Linked DNA regions of Mus musculus: region 2 is linked to region 1. Evidence: chromatin loops called from intact Hi-C (ENCODE). Cell type or tissue: heart. All regions are shown on one strand. Links, peaks and the distances in the headings refer to the core of each region. The heading gives the core; the rest is flanking DNA.

The links. A loop is a pair of places that touch in the nucleus more often than their neighbours do. Peaks named below come from ENCODE experiments on the same cell type or tissue, not always from the same donor. Only the 100,000 strongest peaks of a DNase experiment are listed, where the experiment ranks them.
Region 2: it touches region 1 in a loop (1.9-fold over the local background); 2 of 42 quality-filtered maps call a loop at or near these places.

Annotation. Positions count from the first base shown.
Region 1 is chr1:151,614,537-151,625,232 of GRCm38, reverse strand. The region is part of intron 1 of Niban1 (niban apoptosis regulator 1); the gene reads right to left. Among named protein-coding and RNA genes, the nearest start is that of Niban1, 49 kb to the right of the region's middle. In heart, for the core only: no CTCF peak of the experiment used is centred there; a DNase peak (open chromatin) is centred at 4,302.
Region 2 is chr1:151,681,598-151,692,293 of GRCm38, reverse strand. Niban1 (niban apoptosis regulator 1) reads right to left here. Exons shown (of 14, transcript NM_022018.3): 6 at 2,660-2,775. Among named protein-coding and RNA genes, the nearest start is that of Gm41969, 50 kb to the left of the region's middle. In heart, for the core only: no CTCF peak of the experiment used is centred there; DNase peaks (open chromatin) are centred at 5,293, 6,253 and 7,623; H3K27ac peaks cover 2,314 bases.

The DNA.
Region 1 (10,696 bases), core at 2,422-7,421:
AATGTTGGCCCCCCCTTTCTAGTTCCCCCTCCATGAACCTCCTACCCCCTCCTCCAAACCTTTGCTCCCCTACCTACCCACCTACTCCCACCTCACCCCTCTAGCACCCCCTTTCTCTGAGGCCTCAAACCTCCACAGGGCCAAGCACATCCCCTCCCACTGAGGCCAGATAAGGCAGTCAGTCCTCTGCCACATATGTAGCAGGAGCCACAGGCCAGCCCATGTGTGCTCTTTGATTAGCACACACACACTTTTCATACTTGAGTGTTTGGCTTGGAGCTTTCTGCTCTGTCTAGTGGCCAAATGTTGACTTTGGAACTATCAACAACATATCTCAAGTATTATAATATTAGACTAATTTCTATTTCTGGAGAAAGATATCTTCCCATATTTTTGTTCTCCAAATTTTCTTAGATATTCCTCTCCCAATGACTTCATGGCAAACTATGTCAAGCCCAATGGAAAATCATGGTAGGCATTTTCATCAGAACATCAATTAATTTGTGATGATTATGAGACTAACAGTTTTGTGATTCAGTGCAAGGTAGCAAAGAGTGGCCCAGCCCCACGTGAGTGGAGAACACAGCACGGGCTGAGCTTTAGCTCTGCTTGCCCTTGAGCCCTAGAGCTACTAAATGGAAAATACAGTCAGGTCCTCCAGGCTACAATGATACAGTCTAAGGTAGAAATACAACTTTAATCAGCCACCTGCTGCTGATGCCTGCAGATTGCTGTCTGTTATAAGGAATGCAGATTACAGGGACCCTTTGTTCCTACGCACAGGTATACAAACTGCAATGGATAAATTTGCAGAATGGAATGATAATCCACGGGCAATTGCATGTCATTTTAATTGACATGGACACATTAACCTCATAGGAATTACACCATTTTTCACTGCCACTGAATCATATGACATTGTCATTTGCCTACAGATGCATCACTAGCAGGTTCTCAAATTCCTGCCCATAACTTTTCAACAAGAGGTGTCTGTTGCATAGCTATAGAGTTAATGACAAATCAAAACTATCACCCCAACTACCTGAGATCCTGCCTGCCATTAATGGTGGCAGACTGAAAATCTTTCCAGCATAGTAACTTGGAAGGTGTATTTATAGCATGCATATTTATAAATCAATCACAGAAGAGCTGTAAATGGCTATTACATATAACTAATATTGTATGCATGATTACATATTATTCACTCATGTATACTAATCCTTTCAGACACATTGCAGATTTTTGCAAGCCAGACTAGACAATTTTATTTTTAAAGACAAGCTTCATTTTGTATTCTAGGCTGGCCTAGAGTTCATTGTATAGCCCAGGTTGGCCTCAAATTGACAATCCTCCTTCTAGGCACATGTCACTACACCAAGTTTAGATCATCACTTAAAATATTGTTTCTTGGGCTGATGAGATAGCTCATTGGTAAAGGCACTTGCTTCCAAGACTGACAACTTGAGATGTATCTCAGAGACCCACATGGTAGGACCAGAAAAGAGCCACCAGTTGTCCTCTGACCTCCATAAGCATAAAGGCACAAGGTTGTATGGACACACACACTAAATTAGTACATAAATAAATACACTTGTATGTATTGAAAGTTTGGAGTACACGAAGGGCTATCTGGATATGGAAAAGGGAATTGCTATTTCTACATGGCAAAGAGTAACATTTAAAAATAGTCACCCTTACTGGGTGGTGGTGGCACACAACTTTGATCTCAGCACCCAAGATCCAGAGGCAGGCAGATCTATATGAGTTCAAGGCCAGAGTGGTCTACAGAGAGTTCCAGGACAGCCAGGGCTGCACAGAGAAACCCTGTCCCAAAAAGCAAAAACAAACAAGTAAATCACCTTTGGGAATAGGTGAGGCTTTATGGGTGGGTGCAGAAAAGGGGTGTATTCCTTTTGTGACTTTCTATGCACCAGAATTCTGGCTGTCATCTGTTTGCCTTCCCCTGAGTTCCCCTAGATGCTTCACCGAGTCTGTCTCTGTGAACCCATGGAGCTTGGGCACTGAGACCCAAATGAGAGGCTCCTGAAGGTTTCAAATGCAACAGAAAAGGGCTGGTTCCTTCTTATCACAGGGCAGAGCCTCAGCCTTCCCTCGGAGCAGATTCCATTCCTGCTGACAGAACTGGGCTTACAGTGTCACCAGAATCTACTTGAGAAAGCTGCAGGTCCAAACACTATTAATTTGATTCCACCACTGATTGGTAATACGACCTTAAGCAAGTTATTTTATCTCTAGAACACATTTTTGCAGATGTGGAAGCCATCTGCTCATCTGCTTTGCTAAAGGGAATATAATGGCATCCTTTCAGAACACATGAAGGTCTCCAGATAAAGGACGCAAACATTACAAGGCAATTACTTACAGATGAAGAACTGTCCAGGTTATAAATGTGCTGCCTAATAGCGCTATTGTCTGTGAAGCAGGTTAACATATCTTTCATCTCATCAGCTACTTGTCTGAGATTGATACTCTAACTTAGTTTTAATTAACTTTCATCTTAACAGTCTTTGGAAAAACCTTCATGTTTTCATCTTAAGATGAGTCCAGGGAGACTCTGAAGATACAGCCAGTTTGGTGTCATCAATAGCACTATAGTGAATCACAGAAATGGACATTTGTAAGCATTAGTAAGACGCCTGAATATATACATACCAGGGAGGGAGGGAAAGGTCAGGCCTCTGACCTAACACACCAGCTCGTAACGTCCACTATCCCCTTCAAAACTTTAAAGAAAGAGAAGCACTCTGGTACTCCAGGGAGTGTGTCTGTGTCTCTGTGTGTGTTGACGTGGGGTGAGGTCATGTCCCATGCTCCAACTAGGCCCCTTTGTTTTGTGTGTGTGCATGCATGTGCCATAGCACACCTTTGGAGATCAGAGGACAACTTAAGGAAGTTAGTTCTCTCCTTCCATCACCTGGGTTTTGAACTCAGTTTGTCAGGCCTAGAGGCAAGAATGTTTGTCCACTGGGCCATCTTTCTTTGCCCTGCGAATTATTTTTTAAATCAGATGAGTTAAACTAGGGATGGGAGGTAAGAGAAAAATTGCAAATGTGTAGCTATGCCATGGAGATGTAAAAGACAGATAGCTGTTAGGAGAAGATCCACGCCCTTTACAGTCAGTAGTTAGCAGTATAAAATTGAGGGAAACGTCAACAGGGTTAAAGGGTGGTTTGGGACACATGGCCTCCATTCTAGTCTGTTCCTGAGCCTGCTATTGCTTTGGGGTCTATTGCACACCATGCATGAGAATGCCAAGGCTTCAGAAGTCCGTGGGCATCCATGCTTCACAGATGGCTTCCTTAAGGGATTAAAATTGGACTCTCTCAGAGTTCATGAAACTCCCCGGCAGAGGATGCAGACAAGGCAAGAAAAGCAACCACTGCAGAAACGTTCAGTGTTAATGAATGTTTCCGTGGTCCTTCTCATCCGGAGAGCTGATCCGACAATATAAGTCAATACTACTGGGCCTGCTTATAGCAGATACCTAACAGAAAGTTGCGCAAATTATTTACATGCAAATATAATAAATAAATAAATAAATAAATAAATAAATAAATAAATAAATAACGTGGGTTAGGAACATCATTCAAGCTTTGCATTTAAAATTTTTAATTTATTTAATTGCAGCATTTACACAATACTATTGGTCTAACTATAAATGTTTGATTCTGGTTTGCTACTATAGTAAATGGAGAACAAGATAAGTGCATACAAAATATAAAATGGCACATTAAACTCCATATGTGTGAGTATGTGTGTATTGAAGGTCTTATTTTTTTTAAAAAAAGCAAACTATACAACTATCAGGATAAGGCTGAAGGCTGACATTTAACCCAACAGAAAATATGCATTTCATATTTATAAATGTCACAGAAAGTGATAGCAACTCTTTCTCCTTCAGAGTTTGTTGGTTACTAGCTGGTTTGTTTGCAATTCGATTAGGGTTTTGTTTCTGAAACAGTTTCTTACTATACGGTCCACACTGGCCTTGCGCACACAGTGATTTTTCTGCCTCAGCCTCCTGAGTGTGTTCGATTACAGCCACGATCCCTCTCCCATCCCCACCCCACACACATCCACTGGCTTATCTTTTAGTACCTTGGTCAAAAATTAACTCCAGCCTTCTTACCTAAGCTAATTACATTTGTTGCATTCTTTCCCAGTCTGTAGCCCTGCATCAAACTATCTGCCTGTTTTCCTCACAACTTCTGGTGAGCTTCCCAGCTACACAGGAAACTGTGGCCAAAGAATGATCTCAGCCTTGGCTGGTCAGTCACTACCTATGAAACCTTTTCTGTCCCCAGTGCCACTTCCACTTTTCAGGGTGGCATCACTTCATCTTCACAAGTGTCCTCAGCCCCATAAGGAGTCTCTCTTCTCTTTCAGAAAACTTCCCCATTTTTTAAGGAAATCAAGGTTTCATTTCTCTCCTATCTGGCTCCAAGTTCATCTCACAGTCCACTCTCTACTTTCTTCCTTCTTGTGTGACTAAGAAGGAAACACCCTATATTGATCATCTCTGTCTTGGATCATCATTCTCAAACTATTTTCCTCAAGTCCTGAAGGAAAATAGAGCAAAGCAAAACTCAGTCTTCCCTCCCAGTCAGTCATGGCCCTTTTCTTCTTTCCTAAGTCAACCTCTTGATACAGTACTTCCAAAACACCCCTTCCCACATCCACCACTTCTCTACCAACCACTCTTGCCCTGAGAAACACAGGGGTCATTGATCAGGTTGCACAACCAAAATGGACCTTACATTGACTGCTGCTCCACGCTCTCTAAAACCCTCCTGTGTGTGTCAGCCTCTCTCTTGCCTAAGTAATTCCACACGAAGCCAGTCCTTGAGAAACTTCAAAAACTGTTCTCCAACACAGTGAAAAGATTCATCATCGCCTGAGTGTGTGCAGTGGGAACCTAAATTATTTTCCTTTATTCTCCACCTTCCTTCCAGGGGCTGTACTCAGCATGTGACCTCAGCTATGTCTCTGAAATGCAGCTACAAGTATTCAGAACAGACCCTCATCTATTCCAAGAGAAGCTACATCAGTGAGCTCCTGCCCCCCACCTGCCTCTATTCATGCCCCCTTCAAATCTGATCTTCAAGTTGGGCACAGGGCTTCCTGCAAAGGTGGAGGCAAGAGGATTGCAGCATAGACTTAAGGTCATCTTGGGTTGTATATGAGTTCCAGGCCAGCCTGCTCTTCAGAGAGACACCTGACTCAAACAACCGAACTAACTAAATCTGACCTTCATCCACCAGCAGAGGCGACATGCCATACAGTGGATATTGTCATGTCCCTCTTCTGGTCAATATCACCTTGAACTTCTTTAATTCGGCCTCAGCTCTTATCTCTAGCTCCTCCGCTATGCACAGAGCACCTGAATACCGATGATGTCATCTTCCTTGGATATTCTGGCAACATCACCTTGATCTTGGCTTTTAAGCACAATGAGACTCTGAACTGCTGATACTGTCTACTTTCCTGGAACTCACAGATGCAGACAACCCTCAGCTTATCTTAAAAATCAAATTGGAAATCTGCCTAGAAGGCTCTGCTGAGTGACTCCCCGTCATCCGTCACTTGAATTGACGTAAAAGGCTCCCAGTCCTATACGTCTGTATTCACACAGCCCTTCGCCTAAATCCCCAGTGGATCTGTTTCTACAGTGCAGCTGATGTCATGCTTAGGTGCCCTCTCTCTCTAGTACAGTAGCTCACTGAAAATGCCTTCCTCTTGTTGGTTCCTAGGAACAAGAGGTCAGCACAGGGCACATAAATAAGACTTCATAAATATTTGCTGGTTTGCCAGTTAGACATTAGCTGTACGTCACGTACACTCTCCCTGCACACCGTCCCAGACTTTGGAGTCCCTCCAAAGGACTCCAGAGAAAGCAAATGAAGAGCTAATTTTCCACACAAACAGAACATACCTGTCACTAACTTAGAACGCATGCCTCTGAAATTCCCTAGGAGACCCCATTTGAAAACTGTTCTGAGTTCCATGTGATAGGCATTTATTCTCCCTTCATTGGGGAACCAGAGTTTTCAAATATATAGTAATTTGTCAAAAGGCCTGACCTAAAGAAATGTGTTTAATTATGCGGTAACATAGCATGAGATAAACTGGGGAAAGATGACCCATAACATGAGTGTTTTAAAATCCTGGACAAAAAGGATCGGCCTGAGGTGTGTGTGAATCAGGCTAAGCTGCTGGCAGCACCTGGGGCTAAGGAGAGGTGAGGTGAGGTGAACAGTTCTCTTCCTTTTTGCTCAATCCCTGCTAAAGCTCACACTTCCTCTGGGAGTAGCACAGGAAGCATCCAAACGGCACTTTTACAAAGGGGGTTTTCAAGGTGAATCTTCCATAGGAGCAGGCTCACGCGGCACAAAAAGACCAAGTTGATTTAATCCAGCTCAGTGTGAGGCAGAAAAAGTCAACTGTAAGCAGTCTGGATACCAGAAGTTAGGTACTTACTGGAAAGAAAGATAAGACTCAAATTTACTTTGGAAATAATTTACAGAGAGAGAGAGAGAGAGGGAGGGAGGGAGGGAGGGAGGGAGGGAGGGAGAGAGAGAGAGAGAGAGAGAGAGAGAGAGAGAGAGAGAGAGAGAGAGAATCCCTTGAGAAGAAGAGAGTGGCTGTCTCATACTGGCCTTGGCTGGTTTTCATGGGGGACCTCTGTGGTACTTGTCTGGGTAAGGGGATCAGGTGAAGAAAGGCTGTTTGCCCATCACCTCCCCGGGAAGCAGGCTCTGTAAACATCCTCAGTACTGGGTAATTCCTTCTGAGTCACCGGTTCTTCAACCATTTCCATATAAGTAACTAATGTACAAACCACGAATAATAACCCAAATAAAGGTTCACCCCACATACTCAAAAACAACTGGTAGATTGAAGGAAATGTTCTTACAAGGAAAAAATGGTGAAAAAGCCTTTTCTCATTCAGGCACCTAGGCACAGAAAGCAAAAATATATAGCTTTGATGCTAAGATTTTACCCACCTTCAAATTAATTTACCCAAAATTGTTCCTGTCTAAAGGAAATTCAAGGACAAAAATGGAGCAGAGACTGAAGGAATGGTCGACTAGTGACCAGCTCACCTTGGGATCTATCTCATGGGTGGGCACCAAACCCTGACACTATTTACTACTGATGCTATGTTGTGCTTGCAGACAGGAGCCTAGCATGGCTGTCCTCTGAGAGGCTCCACCAGCAGCTGCCTGAGACAGATGCAGATGCTTACAGCCAACCATTGGACAGAGATCGGTGACCCCTATGGAAGAGTTAGGGAAAGGACTGAAGGAACTGTAGAGGCTGGCAGCGTCCCCATAGGAAGATCAACAGTTTGGAAGTCAACAACATAGGAAGTCAACTAACCCAGACCCCTGGAAGCTTCCAGGAACAGAAACTAAGCCACCAACCAAGGAGCATTCATGAGATGGTCCAAAGCCCCAGGACATGTGTAACAGAGGGCTACCTTGTCTGGCCTTAGTGGGATAGAATTGCCTAATCCTATAGAGACTTGATGCCTCAGAGGAGGGGGGTTTGGGGGGAGAGGTAACTTTTCAAGGGTGAAGGGGGGTGAGGGAAAGAACTCTGGGAGATAGGACCAAGAAGGGCAGCAACATTTGGGATGCAAATAAATAAAATAATTAATAATCAATAAAAGAAAAAAATGTTAAGTAAGTCATGCCGACCAAAGTAAGGGAAATGAGTGGGAAGGGAATGAGGCAAATGATAAAAAGGAAGTGGGTTTGAGTTTTCACCCATGGAGCATCGGGACTAGGACACTGCAATGTGCAACATGGAGGACCAAAGGTCTTAAGAACAAAACTCAGAGCCTGTGAGTGGCTGATCACAGCGACATTAAGTGCATCCCAGTTAGCCTTTTGTGGCCCTATGAAAAGGCCAAAAGAAAGTAACCAAGAAAGATCAGGAAAAGAGAAAGAATTATGAAGTGGGCAATTCTGGTGTCTTTGGAAAGTCAGTTATGTCAAAGAACGTTTCGCTGAAGCAGACACAGGTAAAAGGATGTTTTGCTAAGGCAAACATGTGAAAGGACGCATGGTGTTAAGAAGGACCCAATAGACAGAGGATGACACTGGGTGGTATTGGTACGCCTTACCATTGATTATTAGTCATCATTTGTCATGATTCCATAGAGAGAAATGCACCAAAAAACTGGTGTTGCTCCTAGGACTCGGCCAGTTGGCAGAATGATGTCAGCTGATACAGACTCACCTGGAGTTTTGTTGAGGAAAGACCCATGGGAGGATTCATGATGTTTGAATATTCATGATAAATAGAATTCAATGGACATTGACTGGGGGCTTGCATGGCTAGCTTTGCAACACTTCTTGGACCTTCTTGGTCTCCTCACATTGTTGAGAGAGGCACCACAGAGAACTTCTCCTGGTGTCCCTGCTAGCACTGGTTGCTTCTGCTGACTCATCCTAATCTTCTGCTGAGTCATGCCATCGCTGCTGATTCATGTTTGCTATCCGGCACTCCTAAATTGGACTGCTGGTGTGTTCGTGAAGTGTTTGAGGGTGGATCAAGCTGCTGCTGCTAAATCCTATGAACTGAACTGCTGATTTCCTGACAAGCAAAAGAACCATTTCTAAACAGGTCCACTGCCCCTGTATCCTAATAACCTTACTTTCTCACTACCTCTCATGGGTGGTGGGCTAGAAGGGAGGTTAAAGCATGTAAGAATCCTTATTTAAAAGTAGGATTTGTGAAAATTTTAAGCAACAGAATTATATTGAAAATCCATTTACATTTACCATCAAACGAATGCAAATTATTAGATAATAATCTATGGGAAACATTTTAAATATGGAGAGACAACAGCAATGATTTTGCATACACAATCATCTGAGACCACTCAAAATTCAGTACATCGAATTTTTAAAAAATTTACATTACAGTGTGTGTATGTGTGTGTGTTCATGTAGAGAACAATTTGTAGTCTTCTATGTTCGTCTTCTATCATGTGGGTCATGATGTGGAATTTGGGTGGTAAGATTTGACATCTGGCACCTTTACCCCTTGACTCATCTCACCCACCCAATCTTAAATATCTTAGCTATAAAACTGGGTACTTTATCTGCTCCTGTGATGTCATATAAAAATAGAAGCAAATAAAAAGTTTATCACATCAAACACTTATCTCTTGATTTAATCATGCGTAGTAAAAGATGTGCTGTTACATTGAGAGTAATTTATGGGAAAGTACTCATAAAAGAGGATTGATATGTAAAAAATGTATCGGTAATAAAAATAAAAACATTATGAACATAAACTTCCTCTTATAGACTGACTCTAGAGAAATTAAAAAAAAAAAAAAAGCTACAGATTAGAGAACTTGCCTGGGAGCAGCTACGCCAGAAGCCAGGAGCCTGTTCCTCCTATTTTCAGACAGAACTGTATGCATCATAGACATACATCATTTTATAATAAGAAAGGTTCTTATCAAAAAATCAGTACCAAAGTATAATAATCTGCTTACAAAACACACAATATTTGCCCAAATAAAATGGTTGCGTGAAACCACGTGATCGTGACAGAAACTGTTTTTGTTATAGCAAACACCCACTTTGCAAGAAGCAACTTAGAATGTCTAATAATTGCTTCTCTTCTCACTTAAATACTTAAGTACCCTAAGATCATAATGTTCTACTTCCCAAATGATAAATAGTAAATCTGGTTTTCTGGTTTTCTAAATGCTGGTAGGTGTATGCCAAACTTGTTTTTTGAAAACAACAAATCTTTGATTCCACCCCCCCCACCCTCTCTCTCTCTCTCTCTCTCTCCCACTCTGCACTCTTTTTTTAATAAACGAAACTTATTTGTATGATACTTTCCATTTAAAGTAGGTCTTATTTTTTAAATCCATCAGAATTGCATTTTTCCCTTAACAACAAAGCACGTTAACCACGGCTAACTGGGTTAGTTTGGTCACTGCTAACTGGGTTAGTTTGGTCACTGCTAACTGGGTTAGTTTGGTCAAGGCTAACTGGGCTAGTTTGGTCACTGCTTAGTCATCATGTTAAAGATGAAACCTAATTGGTAAGTTCTCTCCAAATGCTACGAGGTCGATGTCTGCTGCTGAGCACTGTGCTTGGGCTTTTACTTCTGTCATCTCAGCATCTACCCGGCTCCCAAGACTGCACCCAGCAGACTGGAACTCTGCCCTGGAAACAAACAGGAATCAGAGGGAATTAAAAACAGGAATTAAGAGCTATTCCACCATCTCTGAGTTGGAGGCTAACCTGGTCTACAGATCAAGTTCCAGGACAGGCAGGACTACACAGAGAAACCTTGTCTTGAAAAACCAAAACAAACCAAACCAAAAACAAGCAAACAAAACCAAAAGCTATTCTACTCCAATGCAGGGCGAAACCTGCCTTACTCTCGTGCCAGTGACCCTGGTGCCACAGTCCTGCACAGCCTCTTGGGGACTACATAGAGTTTGCTGAGCTCCTTTTAACCTTCGTTCCCAATTTCACTCTGGTTTTTTTTTTTTTTTTTTTTTTGTAGTCAGCAACTGGAGTAAAGGGAATGTGGTAAAACTCACACCTACCGATGTCGCAAGTAATGAACAATGAAGAAAAGTCTGCAGAGATTAGACTCAGGCACTCCGCTGAGCAGACAGTATGAAGTCTGCTCA
Region 2 (10,696 bases), core at 2,931-7,930, 67 kb before region 1:
CCAAGAAATTTGCTTCTATTTTACAGCTTGGGAACTTGAAAAGAAAATATGTCTGGGAAAGAAAGAGAGAGGGGGAAGAGAGGCTCCGAGGGGGGTGGGTAGGGGTTGGGAAGAGGCCCGAGGCTGGCAGAGCCTGGGGTACCATGCCATCTCATGCTAACACCACCTTCCTCATCCTCTTAATTCAGCTTCCTCCCATCCTGACACCGCTTCGTCCCTTGCCTGCCCACTCTGGGCGACCCACCATGGCCAGCTCTCCATAAGCAAGAGAGAAGCCTGTGGGCTTTTTGAGGGAAAGTAGCTAATCAAATTAATTAATTAATTAATTAATTAAATAAGAAGGTTCTATTAACTCCCCATCAAACAGAATTTACTGAGTTATACCATAAAGACCCTCAAACATCATTTTTATAATTTTGCATTTTAAAAAGGTGAGAAGAGATGGTGAGAAAATTTAACTGCTGGGCTGTGGAGTGAAGGATTTCCTCACACACATAAGAAACCAAAGATGTCATCAGATTGATCAAAATGAACAAACCAAGCAGGGTTTGGTGCTGCATATCTCATATATGATTAAGGAAACCGAGGGAGGTAAGGTAAGAGCTTGAAGCTAGCCTGAGCTACAAGCCAATACCTTAGGGCTAGCCTGAGCTACACGCTGAGACCCTGTCCCTCAAAACAACAACAAAACCCAAACCAACAGAGCACACTCACTGAAGTCACACTATGCCCTAAGGGCAGAGCACTGTGCTTCTTCTCAGACTAGAAGCTGTAAGAAGGGGTAAGACTGAGGAAGGGCCTGTAGTGGTGGCACACGCCGGTAGGATTTGCTGAAGGAGGCAGAAGCAGGAGGATCACGAGTTCGAGGCCAGCCTGGGCTACACATTTTAAGCCGGGTGGTGGTGGTGCACGCCTTTAATCCCAGCACTTGGGAGGCAGAGGCAGGTGGATTTCTGAGTTTGGGGCCAGCCTGGTCTACAGAGTGAGTTCCAGGACAGCCAGGGCTACACAGAGAAAACCTGTCTCAAAAAACCAAAAAAAAAAAAAAAAAAAAAAAGACTGAGGAAGGATGCCCCTCCCAAAGGCAGGCCCTGTGTCTGACTGGACCCTTGGCCCCGGGGCCCTGTGTTACTGAAACACTGTAGGTGAGTGTGTCTACCTAGGGCCCCATTCAAGATATCTTGAATAAAGACCAGTCTAGAAGGAATAGACAAGACCAAGGGAAGTTTTCTGGTCTTAGAACCAAGCAGCCTGGGAAGGACGAGATGTTCCCACCCGCCTGGTTAATTTAAAGGCAAATAAATACCTCATACCTGCAGCTACTTGACATTTTTGCAGATTTTTTTTTCTCATGAGTTCATCTGATAGTGCTCGTAGCTCATATTGACAAGTAGAAAATGCGTTGATGCTTTTACCAAGCATACAAACATTTTCACCTAAACAGCCTGCCAGGAAATTTATTCTGAGACACTGCTCTGCCTGGACCTCTGCCTAAAACAACCATCACCACGAAAGCTTGCCACACTCGTGTGAGTCATTACTACTAAGAGAGCAATATAAAAGGAGTCACTTAGCTCTTTTGCACTTTCTGTAGCACTTAGTGCATGTTAGCCCAAAGGATAAAGTAGACAGAAAGCATACACACACACACACACACACACACTGAAACACTCAACCCCACAAAAGTTCTACTAAATTCTTGTTTTCAGTGGAAAGAAATGTGAACTGACATACGATTAAGACTTTAAGTGAGGGACTGGAGAGATGGCTCAGTGGTTAGGAGCACTGGCTGATCCTCAAGGGGACCAGAGTTCAATTCACAATTCAAATACACAATTGTCAGTAACTCCCGCTCCAGGGAATCCAACGCTCTCACACAGACACACATGCAGGCAAAATACTAATACATTTAAAATAAAAATAAATTAAAGATTTTAAGTGGAGGAAAATACGAAGCAAGTGGCCTAGGCAGGAGATGAAATAACGTTGCTGACTGCATAAGTCACTTAGCTGTTCTGTGCCTCCCAGTTCCCTCGTGCACACTGTCCTTTCCACTCTGCAAGACTGCCAAGACACGCTTAGGGTTTGAACATTACACAATACCACACAGGAACATTTTAATACAGGTCTCTGTATTAAATATCTGTTAAATATTAAGTATGTTGTCTACTTGCTAGGCCAGGCAGTTTATTTCTGTTTCTTATGCTTTGGGTTTTCTTTGGTGCATTAAAGTATTGTAAATATTTCAACTTCTCAAAGTCTTAAATGGATCCACTTCCGCAAACTATCGGACACTAAGAATTGTTTGAAATTCTAAAGTGTTCTCGGGTTGGAAATATACAAGTACATGTGTGGACGTGTAAGAACACACTCGACACAGAGCCCTTTGGCTCATAACCAAAACAACAAAAGACACTCCTAGCATTGTAAACAAACTGCTCTCACAGACTTTGCGACCTAACTAAGCACTGTGGGCTGTCCTCCTGAAGGCCAGGGCTGGTAGTCTTCATGTGAACTATAGCTCATTGACTCAACGCTTTTAGACAGCTCAGGGAAATGCCTTGGAAACCACATCCTCTATTTGTGCAACTTTCATTATATGGCCTTGACCCCTGTCACACAGATGAGAGAGGATCCACAGCTCCGAGGCCCATAGTACCTGGACTTCATCCCCGGTGGTCATTTCCCATGAGCCGTAGTGACCCTTCTCCTGCCGGAAGAACTGCACAGCTTCTAAAAAGGCTTGGGCTTCAAATGTTGTCTGCTTCATGTAATCTAAAAGAAAGAAAAGGGGCACTTCATAAAGACATGTTATTTTGCATTCTTCTGTGGTTCTTCAAGTATGACGGGCCAATTCTCTATCATAAGGCACGAGAACACAGGACAGTAAGCAGGCAGTCTGGTAGGAGCTCATTTGTAAGTGTCTACCACAATGCTTACTCTCCCTCCAAGAATCCCATCACTTACTGAAGGAAGTGGTGGGGACCGTCATTACTTCCCCCTCTCTCCCCCTACACCTCCCTGTTTCTCCCTCCCTGCCTCGCCTCAAACTCTGTCCCTGGGCATCCAAGGACTGCATGCCACCAATAAGAAACCTCTCCTATGAGTCATCTGTTGTGATGCAGCTGAGCCCAAACTAAAGTCCAGTTTCTTTGTGAGCTGATGTCAGCCCTCTCTGTCAAAAGTAGCTAGTGTCTACATAGTCTGCTAATTCATGCGTATGAAAATGGCAATAGCTGGCACATAGCAAGATGCCGTTTATTTAAGGACATCACCCATTTCATTGAGAACTGACAGAAATTCCAGAGGGAAGTATCGTTATCACCTCATCTGACAGATGAGTCTGACAAGGTAGAGAAAGCAGAATTAACTGCCTATGGTCACACAGCTAGTGAGTGGAGGGTCCCGCTGAGAACTGGGTAGGTGTCTGACTCTGCATCCCACCTTGATGAGTTTGTTCCTGCATCTGAGAAATAACACATCACCAGAAAGGAGTGACTGTCTGTATAGTGGTGGGATTTAAGGTTTGGAGACGGCAGCTGGGGCTGAGGAACCTGCCTGGAATTCTGAAAGCCACATTGTGCGTCTTCCTGCCAGGTGGTAGTGGCACACACCTTTAATCCCAGCACTAAGGAGGTAGAGGCAGGCAGATCTCTGTGAGTTCCAGGCCAGCCTGACCTACAAAGCAAGTTCTAGGACAGCCAGGGCTGTTACACAGAGAGATCCTGTCTCGAACCCCTCCTACCCCGCAAAACCAAAACCAAAACCAAAACAAAACAAAACACAAAACCCCCAGAACATTATGTGTCTTCCTTCGTAAAACTAGCTTGTGGCCTTCTTTCTTTAGCTTCAGGTTTGCCGAGGGACTCCTCCTGTAGCCCAGCATCCTGACTACCTAGTGCAGGCTGGCCTAGAACTCACAATCCTGCCCCAGCCTCCTCAGTGGATGAGCCATCGCTCCAGCTAAAGCTAGCTCTCAGAGAAGGAAATGATAACAGAATGATAGAGGTTTCGATGTGGAAAATGAACTCAAAAATAATCTTGGACCCGCAAGATGGTTTAGAAAGCGGTGTTTCTCAACCTTCCTAATGCTGCGACCCTTTAATGCAGTCCCTCATGGTGTGCGACCCCCCCAACCTTAAATTTATTTTTGTTGCTACTTCATAACTGTGATTTTGCCACTGTTATGAACTGTAAGGTAGTTATTTTTGGAGACAGAGGTTTGCAGAGCGGGTCTCGAGCCGCAGTGGAGAACACTAATAAAGGTGTTCACTGGTAACCTTGACGGCCTGAGTTCAATTCCTGGGACTTGCACAGTTGAAAGAAAGAACCAACTCCTGCACGCTGTCCTCTGACCTATGCCATGGCACATACACATTCACACATATACATCCAATAAATCGGCAAATAAATGTAATTTAAAAAAAATCTAACCAGGCACTTTCGGGAGTAGAGCTCACTGTGGTAGAGTGTGCACTTAGCATGCATTGGTCTTAAGTTTGGTAAGTTTCATGCCCAGTAAACACACACACACACACACACACACACACACACACACCTAATCAAATTGTCAAGAAATCCATACCTAGAAAGGGAAAATGAAGGGGTAAACAGCAAGCCTCCACTGCAATAGGGCACACAGCTCTCTTGCTAGAAACTATAATCTACAGATAACTATAATCTACAGATAATTTATAATCTGTGTGTGGGGGCTCTATTAGAATGTAGGCAGCAGGGTCACTGCAGGGAGAGGCGGCATCATAGCTTTAGACCATCAGAATTACTCAGTCAACGTTAAATGGCTGACTGGGCGTAACTTAAGAGAATCAGTCGGCCTTGGCAGGTGACGATCAGCTAGCAGGTTATGGATTACCTCCTTTGAGGTTTTCTAGATTATAAAGCAGCAGGCGCTTAAAAGAGAAAACTCAGTTTCGGGCATAGCGTCTACAAGAGCTAAACACTCTCCATAGTGAGAGTACCAGGAAGCAATCCTAGGACACCTTCCACATTACAGAAGAACTGGCCTCTCATCAACATCGACACAGAGACTTGCTCAAAATGGAAAAAACTGGGAAAATGGCCCGTCCCACAAATCGAGTTTTCTAATTGAAGTATCTTCTTTCGTGTTATTTTTCTTGGCTTGGCAACCCACTCAGTGTTTAACCTCAGAGGATTAGAAAACGAAAATTAAGGTGGTCCTTAAAATTTTTGCTTTCCCCACAGTGTGTTCTCCCCACAGTGGGACTGTGATACGGGGCTCGGCACACTGGGAAGGACTGGACAGGGCGAGATGGAAACTGTAATTACCACGTGGAGATTCCAGATGACTCATGCACTCTTATTTTTAACAGCTGTTTTCATTTCCAATCTACGGAAACAGAGAGGGGAAAAAATGTGACTGTGGATGCGGATGGGGTGGGTATGGCCAGAGCTGCCAGCCAAGGAGCGAGGGTTTCAGTTCCTTGGTGCTTTATGAGCAGTTCAGCTGACCTCAGAAACTGGAGGAGAGAGTTTATATCCTGTCCACAGCCGGCTATGTCTATGTCCAAACAAGCTGGCCTGTGCATGGACAAGTGTAGCACTAAAGATATGGGGTGGGAGGGGGGAAGAAAATAGAATTTGGAGACAATGATATTAGCTTGACAAAAGTCAAAGAAGGGGTGTCAGGAAGTGAGCATGCGATGGTGCAGGAATGAAGAGCCTCGCCTCAGGCAGAGAAGAAAGGGATAAGGAACTAGGCGCCCACAGAAGAAGTCACAGTCAGTCAGCAATGGAATCCGGAGACAGAGAGCTCTCACCATTAGGACAAATGAAATCTTAAATTCCCCTCTTGGATAGTGGGAGACAGATCTAATTTGCCAATCTGTTATTAGATTTTTTTTCAGCTTATAAGCTAATTAAACAAATTGATTTATGGAGAAAAAAAAAAACAAACAAAGAAAAAACTTGGAGAAGAGATGTGCCACAGGGTAAGTTTCTCTGTGAGTGTCTGCTCTGGTGATGAGGAGCAAAACTCAGAAGACCATCGCCAGCTCAGTAAGCAAACAGAATGAAGTCTGCCAAAGACAGAGGAGTGCTGTGCTGAGGTAATCCGACCTCCATTGTTCCTCCTCGGTTGTTTGCAGAGGCAGAGCTGAACTCATTACAGGTGCTTGAGAGAAAGCAGATTACCCGTTACTTCATCAGCATCCTGTGAGGAGGTCTCAGGGGAACACACTGTACCTTCTTAACTACCCTCTCTCCTGCCAATAAGCAATCTGAGGGTTTTTAGTTCGGTGGCCTTCGGGAACTTCCTGCTCTTCCGCAAAGCTTTCCCTCTGCAGGAAGACTTAGGGCAGGTAGCAAGCGGGCCAGAATTTCCTTTTCCCACATGGTCTAACTTAAAGACTCCACAGGGGGCCGGGTGTGCAGGGGAGCAACTGAGGCATCTGTTAAAGCCAGATGGAGAAAATGGGGGGGGGGGAGTTCATGTCTTAGCTGAAGGTCACACAGCTGGCCAGAGTCAGAGCCAAGGGGTGTGTCCTGCGTGGCCTTGGCATTCACGGCTATTTAAACCATAGACTATGAGAATCAGGAGTGATCTCAATGCTCACTGACCGTGAGGTTTTCAGTGTTGAGAACCTTCAGAAGGCCAGCCTTGGCTCAAATAGATCTAGTGACAGAAAGTTCAGAATTTAATGAAATGGTTCTTTTCCATTCCAGAACTACTCTAATTATTTGAAAATTTAAATGTTTACCACTTCTTTTGAGCCACTATGTTTACACACACACACACACACATACACACACCATCCACTTTGTCTCTGAGAGTAAATTAGTTCTCATTACTCCTCTTCCATAGCTGGGCTGATTCCCAGGTACCCACAGAGTGGACTAACTTTCCCTCAACTCCTCTTTAAACAACTTGTTTACCTTTGGATCTTTCTACTTTTACCCTTCTTTTCTCCCCCCCTGATGGGCTCTAAGGTATCACACTCTTCGTCCTAGCACCCACCACAAAACACGTGATACTCTCTGCCCCTTTCTGGTTTCTTCTTTAATGTGGCCACAGCATCCGGGTGACTCACACATTTCTTTTAATCCAATCAAATCCATAAACTTCTTCTCATATGAGATGCTTGCCAACCTAAGCGTCCCCTGACTTGCACTTCTACTTTTGAGATCAGGCCAGCTTTTAAAGCTTATCCCTATTAAGTGGCAACTCGCTGAGACCAGCCCCACCTGACACACCATTTCAAAACTGGAATTCTGCCCCATACCCTCTTTCACCCAAGAGCCAGGAAAACTGCTAGATTTGCCTTCTTTGTGCCTATCCAATTCGCTGGCAAAACGTTCATCAAGTCCAGAGCACAGACAAACCCTGGGAAACTGTAAGCATTTTAGCAGGCATGTGGGAGACACATTGTAGCTATTCATTCAACACTCTATCCCCAGGGCCAGGAAATGTCTAGGAATGCTCTGTTCTCCTTGGTCTCTCCCAGGTCCTCATCTCTGCAGCTGCGTGGAAAACTCATATTTGAGAGAGATGATTAAGGATTTTTGCAAGGGAAGCTTTGCTTTCCTAGGCCTCTCGGGGACAGTTATTCGGGGGGCCAGCCAGAGAGACATCGTTTTTTGTTTTTTTCCACTTGTGCAGATTTATAACATGCCTGAGCTAACCAAAGCCCCAAAGCTCCCAGGCCTGTGGAGTCAGTGTATACTGTGACTCTGGCTGCCGTGCCAGATCTAGGTTTGGAAGTGCCTTGTAATTCTGTTTTATGGATAACCTCTACCAAGCCCTGTCAGCTGATCTGCAGAGCGATTTGGGCAAGTTATATAACAGCATTCCTCCCCTCCCCGGGCTTCTGCGGTTTCTTACCACAGACTCTCCTAACCCTTCCCCAGTTCCAGTTCACAGCGCCCTCCCGGGGAAGCCATTGAGGATGCTCGTCCTAGGGTTTAATCTAGAATAAGGAAGACAGGGCGCGCAGTGAAGGTGACCGAGGTCAATTGAGTCACTACTGTGGATTAGAAACCATCTCATAAAATCTCCACATTGCAAAAGACTAGGGACAGAGCTTCAGGGGTAGATTATGGTCAAGCAAGACCCAGATACCTCGGGACCCTTTTCTAACACTTTATGGTTTAATGTTTCAAAACTACTTTATAAAAACTAATCAACTAGAACAGGGGCTATCCCAAAAGCCATTGCCTGTATGTAGGATATATTCTACTAGCTGGGCTGCCTTGTCTGGCCTCAGTAGGAGAGGAAGCCTCGCACAGACTTGAAGTACCAGGGTGGGGGTAGGGGAAAACCTAGGGGGTCCTCCCACAGGCTCAGAGAAGAAGGGGAGGGGAGATGAGGGAAGGATTGTGGGAGGGGGTGACCAGGAGGTAGGCTGTGAGCAGGATGCAAAGTGAATAAATAAAACACTAAAATTAAATTAAAAAATATTATATTCAAAAGATATTATATTTATATATGCATGTGTGTGTGCACGTGAACGCGTGTGTTTTACAGACTAATGTTTGAAGTTATCTGCAAGGGGTGTTTCCTTGCAAAGTTTAGAATCATGGAATTCAGGACTTTGGTCATATGGCAGGTACTGCTGAGCCTAAACTCTTTATTTCAGAACTGTCCAGTCAAGGTCTAAACAGACCATGAACTTACATTACTAAAATTAAAGCCAAATAATGTAAATTTACCCACTAGATTTAATAATGGCTGGTGTCCACACTACTAAAGTGGCAGTGAGTATATTTTGCTTTAAAAACTATATATGACCAGCCTAAATAGAGATCTATTACTACATTATAGGGGCTAACTTGAGGTAATGAGTAGAAACTGCAACATTACTAGACACCCCCGAAACACATCTTAGAAAACCATTAGACTAAAATATAAATCCATTACTCTCATCATATGTGTCCTTGCTAGTGGACACAGACCTATCAGGCAGAAAAGATGGACATGTCAGAGATATATGTACACATTTCAGAAGTCCAGTGTTGGTTGCTCTAGGTGAGAATACAAAACACGACAACTTCCTCAGAAGAGATAGACTACTTCTAAAAATTAAAAAAAAAAAAAGTCTAGTGGGGAAAAAACTGTTTTGTAAGAAGTTGTAACCACACAGAAGAAAACCACATAGATGAGCCATGCCTCATGACTTGTCAATAAAAACTAAAAGACTGTCAACAGAGAAAAGGAAACGGCGGTCTTCAGAAGAAGTGGAGGCAGACTGGCCTCATTTCTTTCAGATAAACATATTAGATTGGCTGATTAGAAGGCTGTTGAAGACATCCTGTGTCTAGGTTTGATCAACGGTTTTCGCGATTTTGACACTGATGAAGTTCAGGTTGGCTGATACTGCAAATGGACCCAGAAAAAAACATTTAAAAAAAATGATGTGTGCTTGTCAGAGAGCTGAGGTTACTGACATCACGGAGGGAAATCTGTAGAGTACCTTAATGCTTTGCCCATTCCCTGGAAAACATACACATCTTCACAATACATCAAATATCAAATCTTATTTACCTATTAACTAACATACCACAAACTGCAGTAAGCCCTGAGGAATTAAAGACAAAAAGGAGAAAGTTTTTAACTCCCAGGTCTCCACACTCTACTAGATTACAGACCCTGAATCTAAAATATAATATAGTATGGATAAATGAATTTAGAACTTGGTCCAAAAACATGACCACAAAACTATGTGGCACATACCCTACACAATAGACTGATAAGTAAATTCTTTTTGTGAAATTCTAATCTTTAACTTCCTTTATTTTTTTCGGCATATACGTGCCGAAACGTGCATATACGTGCACGTTTGAACATTCTACAAGAAGATGGAATCTTTTCCTCAGGTGCACATTATTCTACTAAACTTGAAGACTGCCCCTAAGCCTGGGTTTCTCTGTATCTGTGAGGTCAGTGAGCGTCAGGGGTCTAACATGTCATCCACAAAGCGAGTGAGGTTGGGTTTCAGATGTGTGGGTTATAGCAAAGTCAGAGGTGAATTCTGAAATTTGTTCCCCTGAGCTTATCTTTCTATATGATCTCTCTTTGCAGAGCGCCCGAATAGGTTGCAAATATTTTTTTTTAAGATTTATTTATTTATTATATGTAAGTACACTGTAGCTGTCTTCACACACACCAGAAGAGGGAGTCAGATCTTGTTACGGATGGTTGTGAGCCACCATGTGGTTGCTGGGATTTGAACTCAGGACTTTCGGAAGAGCAGTCGGGTGCTCTTACCTGCTGAGCCATCTCACCAGCCCGGTTGCAAATATTTTTAAATGAAGGGGAAAAGGGCAGAGTATTTCTGAATTGGACTAAACCAATTCAAATATCTCACAGCCTTGGAGACAGAAATCTAGAGGAATTGGATTTTTGTGGCTGTGAAGATTTGCAATAAGAAGAGCTTTGGCCTCATGTAGATTCGGCTCCTAGAGTCAACATCCTGTCATGGCTTAGTTCCTGGATAGAGGACTCACTCAGATCCCTTTAGAAAATCCTTTCAGCTTCGAAGTCTCCCCAGCATAGCAGTCACCATTTATAGATAGTATGGGCATGTCAGACATGCCTCTCCTGTATCCAGTAAGCTTTAAGAGGATAAGGGCTGATCCTTATATTAACCATGGCTTCCTCAATGGTGCAGGACTTATCAAATGATCAAAGAACAAGGAATGAGGGAAGAGAGGGAGGGATTAA